Regions from separate parts of the Mus musculus genome. Here all the other regions are linked to region 1. The links are chromatin loops, found by intact Hi-C in ENCODE. Cell type or tissue: left cerebral cortex. All regions are shown on one strand. Region 1 overlaps Agpat3 (1-acylglycerol-3-phosphate O-acyltransferase 3). Region 2 overlaps Rrp1 (ribosomal RNA processing 1 homolog (S. cerevisiae)). Region 3 holds the start of Agpat3 (1-acylglycerol-3-phosphate O-acyltransferase 3).

Region 1 (8,000 bases):
AGTTGGTTGGTTGTATAATGGCTGACAATGTTACGCTGTGTGTTTATACACATCATTGTCACCTTTTTTGTTTGCTTGTTTATTGTTGTTTTTGTTTTGTTTTGTGTTCAAGACAGGGTTTCTCTATGTAGTCCTGGCTGTCCTGGAACTCAAATTTAGAGATCCACCTGTCTCTGCCTCCTTAGTGCTATTATTAAAGGTGTAGGCCACCACCCAACTTCATTATAGTTTTTTTATTCATCCATCAGTGAATGGAAAGTGTGTATGTGCATGTGTGTGTGTGTGCATGTGCGTGTGTGAATTTTGTTACTTTGGCAATCATGGACAGCAGTGACTTAATGCTGGCTGCAGCGTCTTGCATTGGAATGCGTTTCCTTCTGACACTCCCATCAGGAGGACTTCAATGTCTGACGGTAGCACAGTGCCTCAGGTTTTACTGGTTTTGCTGGGATTTGTCTTTCAGCTAGTTTTTGACACAGGGAAATGATATTAGTTTTTGGATACTGTTTTTTTTTTTTTAATCCCACAACTTTAGGGAACTTTCCAGTTCTAACATTCTGACAGTTTTGAGGTTTTTCTAAATATTGGGCTGTGCATCTGTCAACAGGGTAGGTAGTTCACCTACCCTCCTTTCCAATCTGGGCATTCTCATCTTCTCCATAATTGCTCTGCTAAGACTTCTAATGCTATGCTGGATAAGGACAACCAGACAGACAGACACACACACACATGTTCTGGACTCCAAGGGAGTCTGTGGTACTTTGCCTGTGCTGTGTGAGCTAAGAACTTTCTATACCTACTTTGTTGGGCAACTGTCACAGGGTGTGGTAGAAGAGATGACAAACTTTGTCCAAGTTTTCAAACAGGTGAGCACAGAGCCAGTCGTGCCTAGCTCATGAATTAGCTCTCCTGCTTGTTGCTTGTGTCTTGTTTTATCAGTCTGGACCACAGTTTTCTTTTCTCTCTCTCTCTCTCTCTCTCTCTCTCTCTCTCTCTCTCTCTCCATATATATATCTGTGATAAGCTCTCACACCATGTCACCTTGGCTGTCCTGGAATGCTGGTCTTGCACCTCAAACTCAGAGATCCTTCTGCCCCTGTCTCCGCCCCCGCCTCCATCTCCGCCTCCGGAGTGCTGGGATCAAAGGTGTACTCCACTACCCTTGGCTCCTCCTGTTATAGTTTGTTTTAATTTTGCATGCTTTGGTGTTTTGCCTGCATGCATGTCTGTGTGTGGGGTATCAGAAGCCCTGGAATTAAGAGTTTCAGACAGGTGTAAGCTGCCACTTGGGTGTTAGGAACTGAACCTGGGTCCTCTGGAAGAACAGCCAGAGCTCTTAAATGCTGAACCATCTGTCCCTTCAGCCCCTATATCAATAATTCTCTTGAGGAACATTGACAAATGGAGGGGATCTGCACAAGGCAAGCACTGTTCACACAGTCCTCGCCTCACCGCACTGCTCTGCTGGTTGGCTGCTTCTGTTCTCTGCTTGCCCCTGACATTTTTCCACTGCTCTTTCCATTTTTCTGTGGGTCTTCTTGTTTTCCATTTCATCTTTACATGCTCATTCTAGCCCGTGTCTGCTACTTCTCAGGTTCCTCTGAGGGCTTTGACAGTTGTGTCGGGTATTAGGAAGGGTCGGTTCCCTTGGGTGTTTTGTCTTGTGGTAGCCTGCAGCTGGTCTTCAACTTGAATCCAGTCTAGGCAGACCCTGAGCTGTCTGCCTCTGGGGTCACCTCCCTCCAGCTGTGCACAGGTTTCCTTTGGCAGCCTGAGGGAACTCTCTGGGTACCACTTTTCTAGTCTAGTGTCTCCATCTTCTGGAACTGTGTAGGTGGGAGGACAGTCACCAGGGCATCGCTCTTCAGCATGGAGGAGGAGGAGGAGGAAGAGATAGGTTGGGACAAGTTCGACCTTCCCCAGCTGACTCCTTGAAAGCTCCAGCCTCATGTAGGGATATGCCATCACCTTACTGCCTTGAGTGAAGTCACATGTCACCATCTGACTCCATGAAGGCTTATGACTCAAGACTTTGGGGGAACCAGCCAACACGACCAGCGGGGTGTGGGGTGTGTAGCGTCAGCACAGGCCCTTCGTCCTCCCGACTTGGTCTCTGGGGCTCCCTTTCTTCCCTGGGAGCTGCTCCCAGCACTGGAGGGAATTTTGTTCACTATGGGTTTTTCTGGCCATCTGGTTTTCAGAACAATGCAAAGAGGACACTTATTGTCCCAGGAAGTGGGCATAGGCTAAGCATGCTCTGTGGAGTGGGAACTGGACATGTGTGCTCAGAAGCACCCTGAGACATCTGCTGTAGGGTTCCATGACATAACGTGCTGTTGTAAATCTGGGGGATACCCGCAGCAGAAGCAAGCGGTTCTAAATCTGGGCAATGTCTGCTACACGCTTAACATTTCTTTAAGGAACAAATGTGGTAAAATGTCATCAACACAGTTTCACTTGAACATACCAGGCAGTGCACAAGGGCTCTGCGCTGTTGCACACACCAGGCACCGTTATACTTCACTTTATCATGCATCTCATACATTTTGAGAAAAGAAGACTCTAAGGCAGGTGAGTACCACCAGTCTTTGGCACCCAAAGGGGAACCATATGGCTCCTTCCTTCTTTCCTTCCCAACTGCCCCAGCCTGCTTTAGAGGTGGGGTGAGGGCAAGCAGGAGCCTTTACCTTCTCCTGGTACAGCTTGTGAAGCCACTGGGCGGCGCTGGTCTCATCTGCTGGGATGTCTTCCAGGGGGAACCTCCTGTAAAGTGTAAAGTGAGTGAATGAACACCTGCCCCACCCTAGGAGAGAGAAAGTGACACATTCGAGGCCACCTGAAGCTATTTGAGCCTCATTCTTAATTTCTAAAACAAGCAGTCTGCAAAGTAAGCTCTTGACAGTCATCTGACATACTGGAACCTTCTAGGCATGGTCAGGCCATCCCCCACACAAGGACTGAAAGATGCCTCTATGTCTGGGAACCCTTGTGAGCCACCTGCCTGGCAGACCATCCCTTGACTTCCCCATAGGGTGAATGCAGTGGTGTTGGTCTTTCCCAACAAATGAACTGCTGCAGATGATCAATGCCAAGGGTCTGTGGCATTTGACCTTGATCGTGACCATCAATGGATTGACAGCTATGAGTGGCAGTGGCCCCACACCACATACTGAATTTTCCAAAACTGCCATTTTCTACTGTGTAAGTAGTTATGTGAGATTTGTATAAGTTGCAGAATGAAGAAAGTTATAAAGTATTTATGGAATGCATTGGTAGGAGCTACAGGTGGGTGGGTTACAGCAAGGGCCCTCTACTGCGGGTCTCAGAGTCTATCTGATGGCATCCTAGCCTTTGGGTTAGCAAGAACTGGTAGTCTGCTAAGAATACATTGTAAGGTTTGATAGTCACCAGGATGTTAGGTCACACAGGGTGGGCAAGGGATGGCTTTCAGTCACAGTAAAAATGACTGAAGATCGTCTGTAGTCTGCAACTAGCAATGCTACTCCAGGAGAGCATGATACTGAGCCATGATACCTGCAGGGAGATCCAGCTCAGACTCTTCCACAAGAGAATAAGTCTTTGTGTCATAAACTTTAAAATGCTAGAACCAAGTCAGATGCATGCCTTTAAGACCAGCACTTGGGAGGCAGAGATAGGAGGATCTCTGAGTTCGAGTTCAGCCTGAGCGGCAGAGTGAGTTCCAGGACAGCTAGGGTTACTCGGAGAAACTCTGTCTCCAAAAACCAACATAAAACAAAACACAAGGCATAGAGCTGGACATGGTAGCACATGCATTTAGTCCCAGCACTTGGGAGGCAGAGAGAGGGACATAGCTATCATGGTCTACATGTCAAGGTCCAGGTCACACGAGACTACATAGGAATCCAGACCTGTGGCACATTCCTGTGATGCCAGAACTTGGGATGTGGAGCAAGAGAATAAGGAGCTGCATATCAGCCTTGGTGACATAGCGGGCTTCAGGGAAGCCTGGGCTCCAGACAAGTGGGTCCTGCTTTCTACCGGGAACTGCAGTACCTCATGATGCCCAGGAGGTGGCACAGAGCACTTGAGTTCACATAGGCTGCCAAGGACTGGGGTGATCAGGGTCCTCTATTGGGGACAGATCCCAAGTCCCAAGGGAAATCTGACACCTTGAGCGTGCAGCTCCTTCTGAACACTGTTTGCTGGTGTGCCGTGCTCCACACTCCAGTGCTCCCTCTGAACACTGTTTGCTGGTGTGCCGTGCTCCACACTCCAGTGCTCCCGCTCCCCTCGTTTCACGCCCCTTGTGCTTTGAAGCTATTACTAAGTCTCATTTAAACACAAGCACTGTGAGTCTGTGTGAATGACATTAGGAGGGTGGCTGACCCAAGCAGAGTACACTAGACAAGGCTTTGCATCCAGGGTGACAGGGTGAGGCTGACATTTTCCATCATGCTGCTCAGAGCGTGTGTAATTTCAAGTTCACAAAGAGCTTGCTTCTGGAGATTTCTGTTTGGTGTTTTCAGACTTCATTTGCTTGTGGGTAGATGGAACTAGGAATAAGGGGGGAATTGGCAAATCTAGCTCTGGTAAGGGTCATGGACGGACACCATGATAGCCCACGGTCTGTCCTTTCAGAAAAAAAGCCACGTGAAAGGTTCATGGAGCCGGGCAGTGGTGGCGCACGCCTTTAATCCCAGCACTTGGGAGGCAGAGGCAGGCAGATCTCTGAGTTTGAGGCCAGCCTGGTCTACAGAGTTCCAGGACAGCCAGGGCTACACAGAAAAACCCAGGCTCAAAAAACAAAACAAAACAAAACAAAAAGAAAAAAGAAAGAAAGGTTCATGGGCTGAGACAAATCTGTACATTTAAAATGGAGGCCCCAAGGTGCTGTGGCTGTGTGGGCTATGCCCAGGAACCTCTCCACCACAGCACAGTACTGGTGGAGCCCACGGTTACAAAGCATGTGACTCCACAGCATCACTGCAGGCTCATGGCCACATCAGGGTCAGAGGTGACAGTGTCTTAGAAGATAAAATATTTATGTCTGTACCTTCCAAGGGCTCCAGCCACATGTTTGGGGACTGCATGGGGAGAGTTTGGCATGGATGGCATACAGTCTGGGGGTATAGCAGAAGGCCACCTCCTATAGCAAGAGGACCACAAGGCTCGGACCTATTTCGTGGCTCTCCTGGTGCGTGTGATAAGATGGATACATGTTAGTGGGGCCCTACAGGCTCCCTGCTCATAGCAGCTAGAGCTTGAGTTTATTACCCTGAACTTTCCAGGAGTACTTCTGCCATCATGAGGCTAACCAACACGCCAGCAAAAAGAACAGAGGTACCCTGGGGCTATGCACATGCAGGCCTGCATGCCCGTCACAGTCCTAGAGTTCTGTCTCCCTCGAGGGAGGCATGGGGGAGGGCCCTTGGCTGACTGTAGAGGTGTGCTGGATGGGAACAGCACACTTGGACAAAGTCAGTGCTCAAGAGCACATACCAGCCAAGGCTTCTGCGAGCTCGAAGCTGTCCGTTGAAATGCAGCTAGCTCAACATCTCTACAGAATCAGCATATCTCGGAGGAAAGGGCATAGAGAGGCCTCCCTTGTCACAGCTGGGTGCCCATGTGGGGGCACTTCAGCTTGATGGCTGACTGGGCAGCCGGATGACAGGGATCTGGCCACCCAGACACAGTTGGGATCTGACCTGAGGCAGTTAAGCCAAGGACAGGTGCATGACTGGCCCCTGAGGGGGTCTCACTTTTGGACATGGCCGGATTCTTAGTCATTGTCATCTACCTAAAAAGTTTTTCTTTTGTTCTCCTCTGTCTCTCAAAGATCATGTATTAGCATTTTGGTCTCCCAGGATCCTGGTCCTACTTAAAAAAAGGGGGGGGGGGTGTCCAGTGGGAGGTCCTAGGTCATGGCTATCTCTGAGGGGTCAACATCCTAGCCCTCCCTCTTTAGCCAACTGGCTGGTGAGGTGATTGCTGTGTTCAGCCCTGTGTGTGTTCCTGACATAGTGTGCTGACTCCACACTGGACCAAAGCAACAGAAACTCAACTGTGAACTGAAAGTGTTAAAACCCTGAGTCTAAACAAAGTCTCTTCTTTGTAAGTTAATTATCTCAGGTATGCGTACAGTGTTAGGAAGCTAACTAACACACCTGGCCTTAGAAACCAGCTAAGGCTCAGAACTAATCACCACAGTTCCCTGGGGTTAACGTCCTTGTTGGAAACTGAACAATATGAAGGAGAAGACCCTAGGCTTACTTGTTGACTCCAACACAGGGTGAGTTCTCAAGACCGGGGATTAGGGTCTTCAACCCCCCCCCCCAGGGATTAGGGTCTTCGACCCCGCCAGTTACCTATCTGTTTACAAACTCAGGAGGAAAAGGCCAACAACCTTACTGTTTATTATTATTTTGGATGAACCATTCTCTTGGGAGGCACAGAGATGAACATCACTTTGGCTATGGTCTTCGGCCAACACTGAGACATGGACTCTACCCACCCTGTCCACCTGTGACCTTGTGTTCTAGAAGGCAGGCTGCTTCTGCGTGAGAGGTCTCAGCTGTGCCTTGGGCCCTTCCAGTGGATCCTGACAGTGGCTGCATCACAGAAGATGGCCAAGCAAGCCCTGCAGGCACCATCACCTGGGCTCTGAAGCATAGGCAAAGCCTTCCCCAGCCAGAGCTCCCTATGGATGCCCAGGCCACTATCTACAAGTTACCAAGCCCGATCAGAGCCACCTAGTGACAGTGCCACTCCAGCAGGGGCTCCACAGGATGTTCCATTTCACTAGCTCAAAGCAAGAGATTAAAGGTTAGCGTTTAGTTAAGTTCACCAGATGTGTGACTGCTGCTCGGGGAGACCAACTGACTCTAGCCAGATTTGGGATTGAGCTTTCCTCGGGGACATGTGTGCCTAGGTGTTCACTGAGACTGAGAAACAGACAAGAATCAACCCTCACACTGGCCATGGGACTCCAGGGACTGCTAGGTTGCTGTGCCGTGTCCTACACCCTTGGGAGTCCTGCAGCAGGCCACATCAAGTCCTGATAGATGCTCACCTCACACACATGTCTGCCTCATATTTCTTCCCATACAGGATCCCCAGTAGAGATGGGTTCTTGTTCCCTCTGAAGTTCAGGGTCACGTCATAGATAGCTGCAACTGAGGGGTGGAGACAGGACCAGTGAGCGGTGGATGATGGGAAACACTCTACAGCAGTGACGTCACCACCAAACAAAAAAGCCACTTTTACACCTGGGTCTGCCCCTCCACACAGCGATGATCTTCACTTCCAGCTGGCTGCCAAGTGCTCAGACCCTCCCTACTGGTGGTTCCCTCCTGCCCAGGCTCCTGGCCTCTTTCTGTGACTCATGTAACCCCTTCCAGATGACTCTGCTCTGACATTCTCCTTTATAATGCTTTGCTTTGTTTGAATTTTACTATTGGACAGTTTGCCACTAAGTAACACTTATCATCCCCACAGGTCTTATAACATGCCAATCCTATTTCTGCTATTCTTCTGTGCTTCTGGTATATTTTACATTTTTATATTTTATATTCTACTTCAAAAAAAATGATCTGATGAGTCTGATCCTGACTCCATCTCCTAAGTATTGTGACTGCAGGAAATTCTCCAATGCCTGATTTATGGGGTGCCAGAACACAGAACCCCATGTATTCAAGGCAGCATCCCCAGCCCTGTTCAACTTCTTGCTTCGCACAGTGGCCTAGCAGGCGGTGATGGATTCCAGCTTCTCACCACAGGTCCCCGTCTCCTACCTGTCCCCCGGAGGCACTGGACTGCCGTGGTAAAGCCCTTGGTCCGGGGCAGCAGGTGGTACTTGAGTGGGGGCAGCCCCTTGGAGGCAGCCACCTCCATGCTGATGCGATGCTTGGTCTCTGTGAAGCGTGTTCCTTCGCAGTACAGGAGAAACTAGGTGCAGAATGAACAGAGGGCCAGGAGAGGCCAGAGGGTTATTCCAGGACAGTGGGGATGGAACCAGAGCC
Region 2 (8,000 bases), 120 kb after region 1:
TCCCTTCCTCCTTTCCTCCCTCTCTTTTGTTTTTTCCGAGGCAGGGTTTCTTTGTGTAGCCCTGGCTGTCCTGGAACTCACTCTGTAGACCAGGATGACCTCAAATTCAGAAATCCATCTGCCTCTGCTTCCCAAGTGCTGGGATTAAAGGCGTGCACTACCACTGCCTGGCTCTCTTTTTTAAAGATTTATTAATTTGGACGTGAGGCGACAAGATGGCGGACAAAGAGAAAAAGAAGAAAGAAAGCATCTTGGACCTCTCCAAGTACATCGATAAGACCATTCGGGTGAAGTTCCAGGGTGGCCGGGAAGCCAGCGGTATCCTGAAGGGCTTTGACCCACTGCTCAACCTGGTGCTGGATGGGACCATGGAGTACATGAGAGACCCTGATGACCAGTACAAGCTGACGGAGGACACTCGGCAGCTGGGGCTTGTCGTATGTCGTGGCACCTCGGTGGTGCTCATCTGCCCACAGGACGGCATGGAGGCCATCCCCAACCCCTTCGTGCAGCAGCAGGACACTTAGCAGCAAAGGAGAGCGGTCCAGCCCCAGGGATCTTCCTTCTATGGGGTGAACTTCTGTGTGATGTTTTGGTCTTTTGTTCTTGTTTTGTTTTGTTTTGTTTTTTAATAAAATTGCCCATGTGAGCAAAAAAAAAAAAAAAAAAAAAAAAAAAAAAAAAAAAAGATTTATTAATTTATTTTTATGTATATGAGTACACTGTAGCTGTACAGATGGTTGTGAGCCTTCATGTGGTTGTCGGGAATTGAATTTAGGACCTCTGATCACTCCAGTTGGCCCCACTCGCTCTGGCTGGCCCAGCTTGCTCCAGTCAACTCTGCTCGCTCAGCCCCGGCTTGCTCCGGCCCAAAGATTTCTTTATTATTATGCATAAGTACACTGTAGCTGTCTTCAGACGCACCAAAAGAGGGTGTCAGATCTCATTCTGGGTGTTTATGAGCCACCATGTGGTTGCTGGGATTTGAACTCAGGACCTAGCCAGGCGGTGGTGGCGCACGCCTTTAATCCCAGCACTTGGGAGGCAGAGGCAGGAGGATTTCTGAGTTCGAGGCCAGCCTGGTCTACAAAGTGAGTTCCAGGACATTCAGGGTTATACAGAGAAGCCCTGTCTCGAATAAAGCCAAATACACACACACACACACACACACACACACACACACATATATATATATATATATATATATATATATATATATGAACTCAGGACCTCTGGAAGAGCAGTCAGTGCTCTTACCCGATGAGTCATCTCGACAGCCGACCTTCTTTCTTATACCACCTACCCAGGGGTGGCAGCACCCACAGTAATCTGGGCCATCCCACACCAGTCATTAACCAAGAAAATGTTCTGCAGTCTTGCCTGTAGGCCAATCTTATAGAGACATTTTCTCAATTAAGATTCCGTCTCCCCAGCTATGCCTAGATGTGTCAAGTTGACAAAACCCAACCAGACCCATTCCTGCCCTCTCCTCTTGTTTCTTCTGCTTCCTGGTCATCAAAGGCGTCCCCAAGTGGCTTTCCTATATGGCCCTGTATGCTGCGGGTCCCCTCTCAAGATCTGGAGACAGTCGTGTTAGCAGGGATACCTGTCTCCTTACCTATACCTCTCTCTCTCTTTCCTTAATGAGAAAGAAAACCCCTATTAAGGCAGGCTGGGGAAGGAGACTACCTACGTACAAAACAGGGCCACCTGAGATCCATCCCCTGACCCACAGTGGGAGAACCGACTCTGGAGAAATTATCCTCTGACCCCCACCCCAGGAATGCGAAGGCATACACATGTTTCCCCCCCCCCATACACAGTAATAATTTTTAAAAAATTAAAGATAACCGTTTGTTGGCAGGCACACAGCTGAGTGAGTTGACGTGAGGACTTGGTGGGTGTGAGCACACCACTCAGGAGACAGTGTGAACTTCTTAGCATTGATTTCCTGGTGAGTGAAGTAAGGTAACCAGGCCATGGCTGGTGTGACAGTGCCCATGGGAATGGAAGAAGGGAGAAAGGCAGGTCTCTTAAGCATTCTCTGAATCGTATATCTAGGAAGGATTCCCATCTCTTGTTCTGTAGCCCCACCCTGGTCCTGGGTCCCTGCCTGCACCCCAGGGTATGGTGCATGTTACATCGAGAGTGCACCCTGAGAGAACAAACGGCCCCGTGTAGAAGAGAGCCAGAGGCAGTGGGCTGATTAACTGGAACAAGGCAGTCTGAGGGCTGGTTTTGTTTGTTTGTGTTTTGAGTCAGGGTTTCTCTGTGTAATGGCCCTGGCTGTCCTGGGACTTGCTCTGTAGACCAGGCTACCAGGCTGGCCTCAGACTCACAGAGATCTGCCTGCCTCTGCCTCTGCCTCAAGTGCTGGGATTAAAGGCTTGCACCACCAGGCCCGGCCAGCTGTTTTTGACTTTCTAGAGTAAAGCAGCCACCCGCGCTCCTTCCCTGTGAGTGCTATGCTTTCTGAACACCAGAGGTCCACAGTGCATCAACAGAATGGAAGCTAGGAAGGCAGAGGGAGTAGTGGGCAGGTGGGACAACACACAGGCTGGGAGAGTCACTTGGGTGGCACTGGCCCTCTGGGCAGTATGTGTCTCCACTTGGACCAAGATTCTGACCTGACACAGGGGAACCCTGGGTTTCCTGCCTTGACTGCACCTGGTAGCCCCAGAGATTCCTTTCCAACCCAGGGGGTTTCCAGAGGCTCCAGGCATCACTGAGACTGGGCAGGGCTCTGAGGTAGGTGCCTTTGTCACATCCCTTTGCTGGGGTCAGGCCTACAGAAATCAATCAGAGGTCTCAGCTTTAATGCAGAAATCCCAGCTGGGGTTTCCCTTTCCTGATCAAGGCAGTAAAGCCTGGCTCAGTCCAATCACAGAGACCCTAAGGCAAACTGATGCCCGTCGTTGTTGGTTAGGGGTGGTTGGGGGAGGGGGCGTCCTTCCTACTCCCCTCTAGCATGAGCTAGAGGTTACTTTAGCTTATTTCACGAAACAGTTCATTTTCTAGATTGATCCCAGGGAGAGAGAAAGAGAGGGAGGGGGTTGGGGGAGGGAGAGTAGGTGTGCCTCCAATTTCCATCAAGTCAGAATTTAGTAAAATCGTGACAAAAACCACTTGTCCAGAGAGCAAGTCAGAGACTGCCAACGGGACCGCAGTTAACAAAGGCAAGGCACACTTCAGCTTTTGAGAGGTGCTGGGAGGAAAGTGCCTCCCTGCCTTCCAGAAGCCTGTTCCCATGGAAACCACAGCCAGTACTTAAGAAACGGAGATGCTGGTGTGCTGCCTCCAGAGCCTTAACCAAGACCAGGCGCCCGCTAGAGGCAGATGCTGGAACTACACCTGGGGACTTGCGAGAAGGCCGCGTGCCCGCTGGCTGTCCCGCTCCAGGGTCCAGACCAAAGCTCCCTGCCAATAAGGAGCTCCACGGTGATTTCAGTAGGGGTGGTGGTGGTTGATAGAGCAATTAAAACATGGGTAGAGGGGAATGGTGGGTGGGAAGACGATAGGAGATACACATTAGATGTTAGGGAAGGTAGAGGAGTAGGTGGAAGGCTACAAAGATGCATGATTGATGGGTGGAGATGTCATAGCGGATGCGTGTGCAAGTCCATGGGCACAGGCTGCAGAGCTGTCTGTAGTGTGACCTTCCTGGGGACGTGTCTGAGGACTAGCTGAGGAAAATGACATGCAAAGGGAAGGAGCAGGGGTGGGGGTGGGGGCGCATTTCCAGCCAGAACCTGCTGGCAGCTACTTCAGGAAGAGAAGAAGGAGTGGTGCTCCCTTCAGCAGGGTCCTGTGGTCCTCCCAGGGCAAGGCATGGGTCACGGTATTCTGCCGTTTAACTGTGTGAGGAATCGGCTGTGAATGCTGGGACTAAAGATGTGTACCACCACTGCCCAGCCAGACTAAGGATTTAAAATTTTTTCTTCTTCTTTTTTCTTTAAAGATTTATTTCTTTTATGCATATGAGTGCACTGTTGCTGTCTTCAGACACATCAGAAGAGGGTATCAGATGGTTGTGAGCCACCATGTAGTTGCTGGGAATTGAACTCAGGACCTCTGGAAGAACAGCCAGTGCTCTTAACTGCTGAACCATCTCTCCAGCCCCAGACTAAGGATTTTTGAAAGATACTGAACTTTTAGCCAGGCAGTGGTGGGGCACGCCTTTAATCTCAGCACTTGGGAGGCAGAGGCAGGTGGATTTCTGAGTTCAAGGCCATCCTGGTCTACAGAATGAGTTCCAGGACAGTCAGGGATATATATACAAAGAGACCCTGTCTCAAAAAAGAAAAAAAAAAAAGATACTGAACTTTTATAGTGTTTGAATTTCTAAGACCATGGAACTTCTTAAGTTTGTTTTATATTGTGATGCTGATATTAATGTGTGAGAAAAAAAAAGGTTGTGGCTTAATAGTGACATTTCTGTCAAGTTGACAAAGAGTTTCTTGCCAACTTGACATAAGCTATCATTGTCTGGAGGGAGGGTGCCTCAATTGAGAAATGACCCTGAAAGGCCAGTAGGCAAGCCTGTAGGACATTTTCCTGGTCATGTAGGATGGCCCAGCCCATGTGGGTGGTGCCACCCCTGGGCTGGTGGCCCTGGGCATTATAAAAAGCAGACTGAGCAAGCAATGTGAGAGCAAGCCAGTAAGCAGCACTCCTCTGTGGCCTCTGTCAGCTCCTGCCTCCAGGTTCCTGCCCTGATGTCCTTCCTTCCCAGATTGCTTTTGGTCATGGTGTTCATCACAGCAACAGAAACCCTGAGCGAGCAGGTAAGGAAGGGGTGGGTCCTGGGTGGGTGGTCCTGCCAGGAATAGAACCTTAAGGTTTGGTCAGAGCCTGTGGGGAGGAGTCTAACAGAGAAAGGGAGAATGTGAACAGGCTAGGTTCCTGAGGTCTGGGTCCAGCAGAAGCATCCTCTCTGGGCACAGACTCACATGAGGGTCAGAGCCCACATCAAAACCAGTGGGGCAGTTAAGAAAGCGTAGAAATAGATGAGCTTGACATTTAATTCAATAGGCTCTTAATAAAGCAGGCAATCCCCCCCCCCCGCGTGGTGTGAGTGTGTGGGGCTGTTCTTGTCTTCTTGTTTGATCCCCTGGTGATCTTAAGAGAAAACCTTCAGGGCCCCAGGATAGCCTTCAGAGCTGATCCAAGCCATAATATCCCCAGCTTGGGTTTTTGCTTGCTCTGTGGCCTTCAGACATCATCCCTATTGCAATGAAAGGTGTGTGTGTGTGTGTGTGTGTGTGTGTGTGTTGTTTTGTTCGACTAGCCTCGAACTCGAGAGTCTCCTGCCTCTGCCTCTTGAGTGCCGGAGTTAAAAGTATGTACCACCACCGCCAGGTTGGAAAAATATTAAAAATAAATTACATTCAGTCCACCTCTCTGTAACTACTACAGGCTCTCAACTTGGGGACTCAAATACCTGTAGATGCAAACTGTCCAAAAGCAACAGTTTCACATTGAGTATGGTCTGCACTGAACTTGCATGTGCCTCCCCTCACCCCTTATTTCCTTTAACAAAGCATGGCAGCCATTGGTGTAGACTTTTGCCTTGTACCAAGAGTGAACATGAAGTACATAGGAAGTTCTATGGGGTTCTGTGAAGATAGTTTGGAGATTTTAGTGTTAGTTAGGGATTTTAGTGTTGGTGATGCTCAGTGTTTGTGGGGGTCCTGAAACCCACCTCCCCATCAGTACCAAGAAATTCCTTTTCTCCTGTGTGTTCATGTGTGTGTGTGTTCATGTGTGTTTGTGTTCATGTGTGTATGTGTCTGTTCATGTGTGTATGGGCTTGGGGAGGGGCCTGTTTTCTGATGGAGGTCACACAGTCAAAGAGGCAGAGCCTCTCCTGGTCCATCACCTCCTTAGATCAACTGGACTGCCCAGAAAAGAACAAGGTAGCCAGGTGAGCATCCGCATGAACTGCCACACCCAACAGGACAGGGCATGGCAAGTTCCCACACTGTGAACAGGGGGTACTGCTGGGTCGCCTGGTTCACCCCCATAGTCTGGGGCTGTATGTCGGAGGCCAAGCCGCGGACTGACAGGCGAGGGTTCACACTGGGAGCAGGGGCTGTCATTCGGAAGACCCGCAACAGGTGAGTTGCAGAAAAGCCTGGTGGTTCTTCAAACAGCTGCCCAGGCAGCTGCACTCCTGGGTGTCTCCCCCCCACCCCCCGAGAGCAGTAAAGAGGCCTGAGCCCTGAGAACAGCTCAGTGACATGCAAAGACCATGCATCACTGCACAATCCCAAGTGCGCCTGTGCAGAGCAGCCCCACCCCCACCCCCCACCGACATGACGCAGATCAGAGGCTGCCGACCCAGGGAGCAGGCTCACCAGGCGTAACAGATGTGTAACTGCTGGCGGCTGCCCAGTTCTGAGAATATCCTGTTATCTCACGAATGAGACAGTGGGTATGTGCCTTGTGACTGCTCTCAAAGCTGTGAACACGGGATTGAAGATGGCCACTTTCGCACAGATAATGTTATCCTCTGGGGTGCATGGCACTGCCTGATCTCCATCAGTCAAGATCCACAGTCAATGTTGAGGGACTTGGTGATTCTTGTCTGGAGTCAAGCAGTTACTAAAGAGACTGCAGACATAGAAGTGCTTCACATGGTGGTGCTGGCTGCAGGTCTCCCCCAGGGGAAACAGGCGTAGAACCCAGGGCCTCACTCAATTAGAACCAGGGTGTCACACCCAGTGACTGTCCTAAGCAGCTCTCTCAGAATGGTGACCCACACCACCCAATGCTGTCTCCTGTGCACTCTGGGATGTGCTTAGGCTACCACAGCGTCCAGGGGCAGAGACTGCTTAGGCACTGTCTTTCCTCCCATGACCTGGCCTCCTGCAGCCCTGGATGCCCCAGTAGTGACCCCAAGGAAGGGACAAGCCCATAGCAGCAGGGCTTGAGTCTGCTCTATTCAGAATAAGAGCCCAGTCAGGTCATGCTCAGGCTGCCAGCTGGGGTCTCTATAAATGCTGTGTACAGTGTCCCAAAGAGAGGTGGTGACAACAGCCAGGCTCTCCTGCCATGGCCCTGTCACTTCAGTCTCAGGAACCTCCTGAAAACCCTCAACAATGCAAGTCTGAGATAGGAGCACAGAGCATGAACCCACGGGCAGGCTCTATTGCAAGGGTTCTCAGATGCACATAAACTCAAAAGTAAGATGAAAATACACACCTCACCCAGGAAGTGACATCTGCTATACCCCTACACACACACACACACACACATCCAAAAATGGGAGAAGCAGCCATGTGCTGTAAGGACCCGCAGTTTATTTGTGGGCAGCCAAGGGTGGAGGGGACAGTGACCACACAGTTACTTGGTTTTGTTTTCCTGACTATGGTGGAGGGAAGCTGAGACAGGGATTTACTCTGCAACCCAGGCTGGACTCAGTCTCCAGATCTTCTGGCCTCTCTGGCTAGGATCAGGCACAGCCATAGCATATGTACAAGTGAAATGTTGAGTGTTTTTCTGAGATGCAGGTCATGGCTCTGAGGCAGGATCATGCTTAAAGGCTGGGACTAAACCAAGAGTTTCTTCCGTCCTCCTCCTGCTCCTCCCCTATAGGACGGACGCTCAGAACCTCGGCATTCAGAGGCTGCAGGAGCATGCCCAGGTATCCTGCCCCATTCCACCATGTGCCAGCCTGGGCTGTGCACCTCACTCTGCACTCTGTGATGACTGTATCCTCTTCTTGGGTTGCTGGGCCCCAGCCCCCTTTGCCCTAGCCCCGGGCTTCCTCCTCTTCCCAGGAGGACCCCCTTGGCCAGCCTTCTCATCCGTTTTCCTGTTCCTCTTCCTCTTCCTTCCTGGGCCTGGGTCTGCACTTGAGGATTCTGCCTCACTCCCCGCTGTGGACAAAGTAAGGCTTGTGAGCAAACTCCTGGGACAATATGGTGTCCTTCAGTCACGGCAGTGCCAGCACTGGGGACAGCACCAGCTATGGCTGCTGACCAGGGTGAGCTTCATCC
Region 3 (8,000 bases), 72 kb after region 1:
TCCAGAGATCCTAAGCTCAGTTCCTAGGATCTACATGGCAGTTCACAACTGTCCTTAATTCAATTCCCATGGGGCCTCTGCCCTATTCTGATGTCCATGAGCACCAGGCAGCCACAGGGTGCACACACATGTGTGCAGGCAAATACTCAAAACACATTAGGTAGCCAGGCAGTGGTGGCACACGCCTTTAATCCCAGCACTTGGGAGTCAGAGGCAGGCAGATTTCTGAGTTCGAGGCCAGCCTGGTCTACAGAGTGAGTTCCAGGACAGCCAGGGCTACACAGAGAAATCCTTGTCTCAAAAACAAAAACAAAAACAAAAACAAAACAAAACAAAAAAACAACAACAACAAAAAACCCACATTAGGTTACTATACGTTGGCACTGAGGGTGTGGCTAGGGGATATGGCTGGTAGAATGCTTACCTAGCACGTACTAGTCAATGGGACATGGCCCTCCTGTGCCAGCATCTCCCCCCAAGAAATGTCCAAGCTAGAAAGACAAAGTTATTAAGCTTTAGGCTTCATTTCTGAAGTGGCTGGAACTTTGCCACTCAGGCGTCTGTCATCTGCAGTGATGTGTGGGGCCACATGACCAGGGAGCTCAGAGGTTAGGGAGAAGTCCAGTGCACTCAGCAGGCAGCCTGTGGGACGTGGGCCCTGTGGAGCTCCTAGCTTGAAGCTCTCTGCATGAGCCTGACTAAGCTATCCTCTGCCGAGACTCTCCCTCATCTGGCTTGCCTCCCTCCAGCCCAGCCTCCTTTCCCAGACCTGCTTGGGGCTCACCACTCAGCATCTTCCCCGGGGACCTCTTGCACTCTGAACTTCATTGTGGCACCCATTTCCCACGTAACTCTAGCTGATGCGGTCTTCATTTAATGATCTGCCTAGGCTAATGAACTACTAAGGCAGCTTAGCAGTTAAGAGCGCTTGATGTCCTTATTTAGGACCCAATCTGCCTCTGGCAAAAAAAAAAAAAAAAATCTCCTCAATCTACACCACACTTTTTGAGGGACTCCGACTTTCTGTGTCTCTCTCTAATAAAAGGCAAACTGGTTCACTCAATCGATCCCTCTAATTACACTAGAACAATGACTGAGATCAGAAATCAATCAATGGGAAGCCTGACTGGATCACCTGCACATGACTCTGTGAGAGTGTGTATATATAAAACTGACACGGTGACGGCATTCTCTACAGCAATGAGATACGCAAAGCAGAGGCAGGGGCTGGAGGATGCCACATGGCATGAGGACCCACATAAGGGAGCCCAGTGCAGCAGCTCAGACCTGTAATCCCAGTGCTGGAGAGGCTGCTTAGCAGTTAAAAGTGCTTGCTGCCCTTACAGAGGACGCAAATTCAGTGTCCAGCAGCCACGGGTGACTCACAACCACCTGTGACTCCAGCTCCAAGGCAGAGAGGTCTGGCAACCACTTCTGGCTTGCAGAGGTACTGGACACACAGCGTGCAGGCACATGCACACACACCTGGTCAGTGGGGAAAGAAATCTTTAAAAAATAGGAGGGGGCTGGGGAGGTGGTTAAAAGGTTAAGAGTGGGCACTGGCTGCTCTTCTAGAGGGCCATTCGACTCCCAGCACCCACGTGGTGGCTCACAGTAATCTGTTACTCTGGTTTCAGGAGATCTAGAACCCTCTTCTGGCTTCAGGAGATCTAGAACCCTCTTCTGGCTTCAGGAGATCTAGAACCCTCTTCTGGCTTCAGGAGATCTAGAACCCTCTTCTGGCTTCAGGAGATCTAGAACCCTCTTCTGGCTTCCTCCAATACCAGGACAAGTGTATAGTGTCATCACATACATGCAGGCAAAACACTCACACACCTAAAATAAAAACAAATCTTTCTTTAAAATAATTAAGAATAAAGTGGAGAGCAATGAAGGAAGCCAGCCAATGTTGACCTCTGAACACAAAGCCCCAACCATATGCATACCCACACAGGTACACATGCACACTAAATAAATAAACTTGTTTTTAAAGCAGGGATGAATGTAATATCAGCATATACTATTGAATGCTCCAGTCAGCAAATTGTTAGAGGAAGAGCACCCTTAGCCAGCCAGCAGAGACAGGGAGACAGAGGGCCAGCAGAGACAGGGAGACAGAGAACCAGCAGCAGCTGGGAGAGCCTGTGTCCTGCAACAGCTCTCTACCACACTACTCTACACCCACTGCCACTGTCTTTTATTATAGCTCTCACCTCAACTTCCCAAAAGGAATGGAGACACTGCCCATTAATGATGCATGGTTCCTGGGTCACAGAGGGACCTTTGGGCTCTCTTTGGGCCTTTGGGCCACTGGCACCCTGATCCAATTGAGAGCACCTAGCTTCTTCGGCTTATTATCCTAAGTGATGTGAAGCACTCCAGCCAGGAGGGAGGCTTCTGCCTGTCATAACCTGAAAGACTTAAGTGTGCCTCCACTCACCCCTACTAACATCTAAAACATATCCTGCCTGTGTGTCTCCCATCCACATGTGAGGAAGAGAGGTAGCCATGGCAAGGCACCCAACTAGTCCAGTAGCCAGTCACAGGTACAGCAAGACCCACGTACCTCATCAGCCTGTCTCTCCATCCCTACAACTAAGTACAGATATGCCCAGGTGACAAGTGTACACTGCTGGACTTTGGCTGACAAACAAGATCAGAACATGCCGGACTCTAAACAAAGCAGCAAGACTGTCCAAAGAAGAACCGCTATTGCAACCGCCTGAAACAAAGCATCGTGAGGTTAATACGCTCAAATTAACCCTGCAGTCACTATGAGGTCGTTCTAGGAGTGACCCATTGTCCAGTTACTCACTTTACAAATCAGGGGAAAATCATTTATATGGTCCCAGTGCTCTTCGGTTAATGGATGAGGACAAACCCCCATGGAGTCCGAGTCCCTAAGTAAATGTTTGACAGAACTCAGCCCAGCCCTAGAGCAGCAGAAACTTCTTAATGAGAAGACTAAGCAGCTACGGGGCTCATGTCAGACGAGTCAGCAAGATGCCGCTGGCCTAATGTGGCCGGTCACACCCAGAGACAAGCTGTTCAAACCTCGCCACCCACAGAATGAGATGGGAAACATCACAGAGGTATGCAAAGGCCAAAATGTGGTTCAGAGTCTGTCAGCGTTTGAGAGAAGGGAAAGTAGTGTGGGGTACACACAAGGAATGCAGGGAAAGCAGCCATTGCTCTGGCAAGAGAGAGAGTAGGGGATGCCAAGGGTCCAGCACTGGATCTGAAAAAGCAGTGACACTGCAAAGCCGTCGGAGAAGGGAACACACACAGTTGGTACCAGCTCCATCCTCTGAGAGGCTGGACCAGTTAACCAGCACCAACTTGTTAGGAGTGAGCTTGGATTAACGATGCCATTCTAACTCCTGAAACAACAATAAACTTCCATCTTTGCTCATCCCATACTATACAAAGATCTTACTATGCCCTACCTGCCTCCAAGTGGGCCAGAGACAGATGTATACAGATTTTTACTACCCTGACTGGGCTGGAGGAAATCAGAGTCCCTTTGCTCTTCATTTAAATTCTGGCTGTGGAGATTTGTGACATAATCCAGGACAAGTGGCTAGCCTTGCTCCTCAGACCCCAGTGTGTTTCAGAGTCTGTTAGCACAGAGTCGCAGCTATATGCCCCAGAAAAGAAGTAAACAACTCCTCTACTGCAGTAGATGCTCCTTTTGTAACTTCTGAAGTAGATCAGTTACTTTCTGTTCAGTTTCCCCAGTCCCCTAGAACACACAGGCACTGTCCTTCCCAGGTGCTGGGCCTGTTATCTGGGAGCAGCTTAGGGTGAGACAGAGACCTCCCTTCATTTCCAGCATCCCTCCCATCTTCCTTCCCTAGGAGACACTGTATTTAACCCACTTCCCACCAATTCCACAGGCAACTTCTAAGACCTAGACCTTCTGCCCTGCTGCTGTACAGATAAGAGCAGGTGGGGGCCACACACAAGGCCTCCAGTAGGTCCAGACTGAGTTAGGTCAGACATCCAGCTGACATCCACCTGCTGAACATAGCCATGCTGAGGAGCACATGCCACCAAGACCAAAGAGAGGCTGGCAAAGCCATTGCATGTAACTGCCTTTGGAAACAACGTAATTACAAAGCACAGAGTGTGATACTAGGAATCAATCTTATAGGCTAAATCCTAAAGTTGGAAGGAGTCCTGCTTACCTAATAAGGGGAAGGGACAGTAAGGGAGTGATCAAAGTGCACAGAGACCCCTTTGAAAGGGGCACAGTCCATTTCCCAATGTCATCGAAGCAGAAAGAGCTGCTTCCACTCAGTTCCAACAGCCACCAACCCAGCACCCCCAACCGGCACCCTGTGTCCAATCCCAGAATCCAAGATCTTGGCTCTGGACGAGTCATTCCAATCTGTCTCAAATCCAAGTAGCCTTCTCGTTTCCCAGGAAGAAGAACCCAGTCTCTTAAGTATTCTCTTAGAGAAGACTTTCCACACTGCTTTAAAAAGTTAGGTTTGAAAGGCCATTTCTAAAATCATTTCCCTGTGCCCCTAAACTTCTCTCGAAGTTAAAAAGGAAACCTGAATATATTTTCCACCCAGCTTAAGTGTTCACAATCCTCCTGTCGTAGGTACCTGGGGTCAACTGCTCCGGGGCTCCAGGCCCACCGTGGACAGGTGTTTTCCTCCAGAGGCTCTGGTTACTGAATGACCCCAGCGCCTGAGTGAAACGTGGAAATTCACAGTCGGCCTTTGGTCTCAAACGCCAAAGTCAAGAAAAAAAAAAAACAACAACAACCGAGCCCTCGCACCTTCCTCCAGGGCGTCCCACCTGCAGCCCTCCCTCCGCGTTGAGCAAGCAAAAAAGTGAAACTAGCCCACAGGGCCCCGAAATCAGGCATGGGGGGCTCCCCCAGAGCGAGGAGCCGGGAGCCGAGCAAGGTTCCCCCCGGAGAGGGGCCCCAAGGCCGCCCAGGCCCTCTCGTCGGGCCCCGCATCCCCATCTCTACCCGATCGCCCGCATCCCCAGGCCGCCGCGCACCCCGCACAGCACCGGCGGGCCGGGCAGGCCGCACAGGGGCCGGGCGGGACCCGGAGCCTCCAGGCGCCGCGCTCTCCAGGCCGCGCGCCCCGCGGAGCGCAGCCGGCCACTGCGGCGGGGCCCGGCGACCGCGGGCGGGGGACGACCTCCGGCGGCTCGGCCGGGCTCGGCGCGGCTCACCTGCACTCCACCTGCTGGTCGCGGTTCTCGCGTCGGGCGCGCGCGGCCTGGGCCCGGCCCGGCCCTGCGTCGGGGCCTCAGCGAGTGCGGCGCCCGCCGCCCCGGGCCCCCATCGCCGCCCTCCGCCTCGGCGCCGCCGCCACTTCCTGTGCGCGGCGATCCCACAGTTCCGCCGGCGCGGGACGCCAGGCGCGGGGACGCGGGGACACGCGCGGACCGACGCGCGGGGGAGGAGTCGCGGCCCGCGGCGCAGCGGCGACCGCCTCGGCCAACGGACAGCAAGCGGGGGAGGGGACGCGAGGCGCGCCCCGCGGGAGCAGCCTCCACCCTCCCTGGCCAGCGGGATGTTCCTAGACCCAGTCCGACTCCCTTTCAGCTGCCTGCGGTCCTCCGGAGTCCCACTGGGGTGTTCCTGGGCCCAGCTTGAATCCCCTCTTTTAGCCCACTGAAGTCCTTCTGGGGTACTGCGGTGTTCCTGGGCCCAGCCTGGATCCCCTTGTCCCCCTGAAGTTCTTCGGGGTGTTCCTGGGCCGTACTTGGACCCCCGATGGTTCCCTGGAGTCCTCCTGGGTTGCCTCCCCCAAGAACTGGAATATTCCTAGGCCCAGCCTGGATTTGCCTCCGTTCAGCCTCCTGAAATCATTCTGAGCCTCAGCCTAGACCCCTTCCCAGTCCCGGAGGTCCCCTTGAGACCCAGGATGTTTTGATGGCTCAGGTTAGACTCCCCTTCCTTCTGAGTCCTCCTGGGGACGCCTGGAAATTTGGGGGTTCCCCGCCAATTAATTAGACCCCATTTCCCTTATCCTCCTGGACCCCACTCCCAACACACACCCCATCCTGCCCCCAAGTAAGGATCCCATCCTGGAATCCTGTAGGATTGTCCCCAGTGCCTGGTAAGGCACCAGGATCGCTTTTCACTCCCACGTGCTGTACCCTTTGATTTATTTATAGTTGGCAACTGACTAGCAACATTGTATCCACAACCAATCCAGGAGGAAACCTCAATTAACCTAGTCCAGGGTCTTCCTAGGGTCAGCCTTGGGTCAGAAGAAGGTCAGGACCCTCTTCTCTAAGAAGCCTGTTCCGTCCATAGTGAGTCATCGGATCTGAGGACCAACAGCCACCTGAGTCTCCTTCCCTCACCAGGCAAGGGACTGATCCTAAAACAGGCCAAGAAGGACTGTGCAGGCTCAGATGCTGCATCAGGACCAGGCCATCTGCACACCACTTGAAACCTGTGTGGCCTCTTGCCTGCTCAGGCCTTGGGATCCAAGCCCTATTTTCCAAGTTCACTTGAAAACGACTTAGGCCATATACCACAGGGCGAGCTGCCTACCTGTAAAAGCTTCTGTTCTGGGCAGGATCTCCTGTTCTAGGGCAGTAACAGACAGGAAAGTATGTGCCTTCCCATAATGTCACAATTTACTGAGTAATAAATCCCCAGCTCTCTTCAACTACATAAGCTGCTGTGACCACCAGCAAACAGGTTCTTTCACTCCAACACGATCTTAATTACTAACTTTAATAACTCATCACACCACTAGACTCCTTTAACAGGTGACAGGGTGGCTACAGAAGAGTTGAAGAGGCTGCATGACTCAGCCAAGCTGTCTGGAAGGCAGAGGCTGAGCTGACAGAAAAGAGAAATGGGGAAAGTTTAAGCATGGGAAGGGAGAACAACCCCTTATCCAGAGGGGTTGATGTTTATGAGCTGAAAGCTGCATCTCAGCAGACTTTGCTATAAAGATTACCTACATTGAGCCAAGGCTCCTTCCCTCCCCCCCCACACACACACTAATTTACATCCCAATGGCAGCCCCCCTCCTCCCAGTCCTTCCTCATACAGTTCTTCCGCCCACCCCCTCCCCTTCTCTAAGAAGAGGTGGGTGCCAACCCACCCTGACATATCAAGTCACAGCAGGACTGGGCACAAAAACACATCCTCTCCCACTAAAACTGTACAAGACTCCTTTTCAAGTATTTCAAACAAAAGGGTTAAAATAACACTTAAGGCTGAAGTATAACGTTTGGGTTTAATCAAACTCCTTTCCCATCAGTGACCCCATAACTTAGTGGATTTCACAATGGAGATTATAGATTCTGTTTACAGTAAATACACAGGCAACTCCCATCTGTTCTAGCTAGCTCAGAAAGGATTTCTTGGACCCTTTTGGCCTATGTTTTGATCTTCTAAGCCTGTGATCCCACCTGGTCCTCCTCCAACATTCAGGACAAAGAGGTAGGTGAGTTTGAGGCCAGTCTGAATTTGAGGTGAGTTTGAGACCAGTCTGGACTACAGAGCAAGTTGCAGGACAGCCAAGGCTACACAGAGACAAAAACTTAGCACTAGCCACTAGGAGATGGATTATCCCCTGTCTCAAAAAGAAAAGGGGCAGGGAGGGAGAGACAGAGACAGAGTCAGGGACAGACAGAGAAAAAGAAACAAAGAGGGTTCCTTAGAAAGCTTTTAAATGTGTCAGGCACTAAGGTGGCCCAGGTCTTCAATCCCAGTACTAAAGAGGGTGAGGCAGGGGGATTGCTTCAAGTTTGAGAACAGTCTACTACAGAGTGAGGGAGAACTTATCTCAAAGAAACACTTTCAAATAATATGAGTTGGGAATACATGGCCAAAGTCATATCCGTGACTTTTTAATAACACAAGTCTCCAGGTTAGTGGCACACGCCTTTGACCCCAGCACTTGGGAGGCAGAGGCAGGAGAATCTCTTGAGTTCGAGGCCAGCTTGATCATAGAGTGAGTTCTGGGACTGCCAGGGCTACACAGAGAAACCCTTTCTTGAAA

The links. A loop is a pair of places that touch in the nucleus more often than their neighbours do. Peaks named below come from ENCODE experiments on the same cell type or tissue, not always from the same donor. Only the 100,000 strongest peaks of a DNase experiment are listed, where the experiment ranks them.
Region 2: a loop joins it to region 1, with 8 times the contacts of the local background. A loop is called at or near these places in 30 of 42 quality-filtered maps.
Region 3: a loop joins it to region 1, with 2.1 times the contacts of the local background. A loop is called at or near these places in 6 of 42 quality-filtered maps.

What each region holds. Positions count from the first base shown.
Region 1 is chr10:78,275,323-78,283,322 of GRCm38, forward strand. It overlaps Agpat3 (1-acylglycerol-3-phosphate O-acyltransferase 3), which reads right to left. Exons shown (of 10, transcript NM_053014.3): 6 at 7,773-7,926; 7 at 7,052-7,154; 8 at 2,688-2,763. Among named protein-coding and RNA genes, the nearest start is that of Gm30122, 15 kb to the left of the region's middle. In left cerebral cortex, CTCF peaks have their summits at 2,717 and 4,040 (motif pointing right); DNase peaks (open chromatin) are centred at 2,085, 2,477, 2,670 and 4,041.
Region 2 is chr10:78,393,105-78,401,104 of GRCm38, forward strand. It overlaps Rrp1 (ribosomal RNA processing 1 homolog (S. cerevisiae)), which reads right to left. Exons shown (of 13, transcript NM_010925.2): 13 at 7,258-7,880. The coding sequence ends at 7,690. It also overlaps the pseudogene Gm10146. Among named protein-coding and RNA genes, the nearest start is that of Mir6907, 11 kb to the right of the region's middle. In left cerebral cortex, CTCF peaks have their summits at 2,464 and 3,341; DNase peaks (open chromatin) are centred at 2,483, 3,305 and 6,494; H3K27ac peaks cover 639 bases.
Region 3 is chr10:78,347,014-78,355,013 of GRCm38, forward strand. Agpat3 (1-acylglycerol-3-phosphate O-acyltransferase 3) reads right to left here and starts at 4,687. Exons shown (of 10, transcript NM_053014.3): 1 at 4,614-4,687. It overlaps Gm40709 (a long non-coding RNA gene), which reads left to right and starts at 5,470. Exons shown (of 3, transcript XR_871856.3): 1 at 5,470-5,914; 2 at 6,151-6,594. In left cerebral cortex, no CTCF peak of the experiment used is centred here; DNase peaks (open chromatin) are centred at 3,098, 4,358 and 5,479; H3K4me3 peaks cover 2,624 bases; H3K27ac peaks cover 1,680 bases.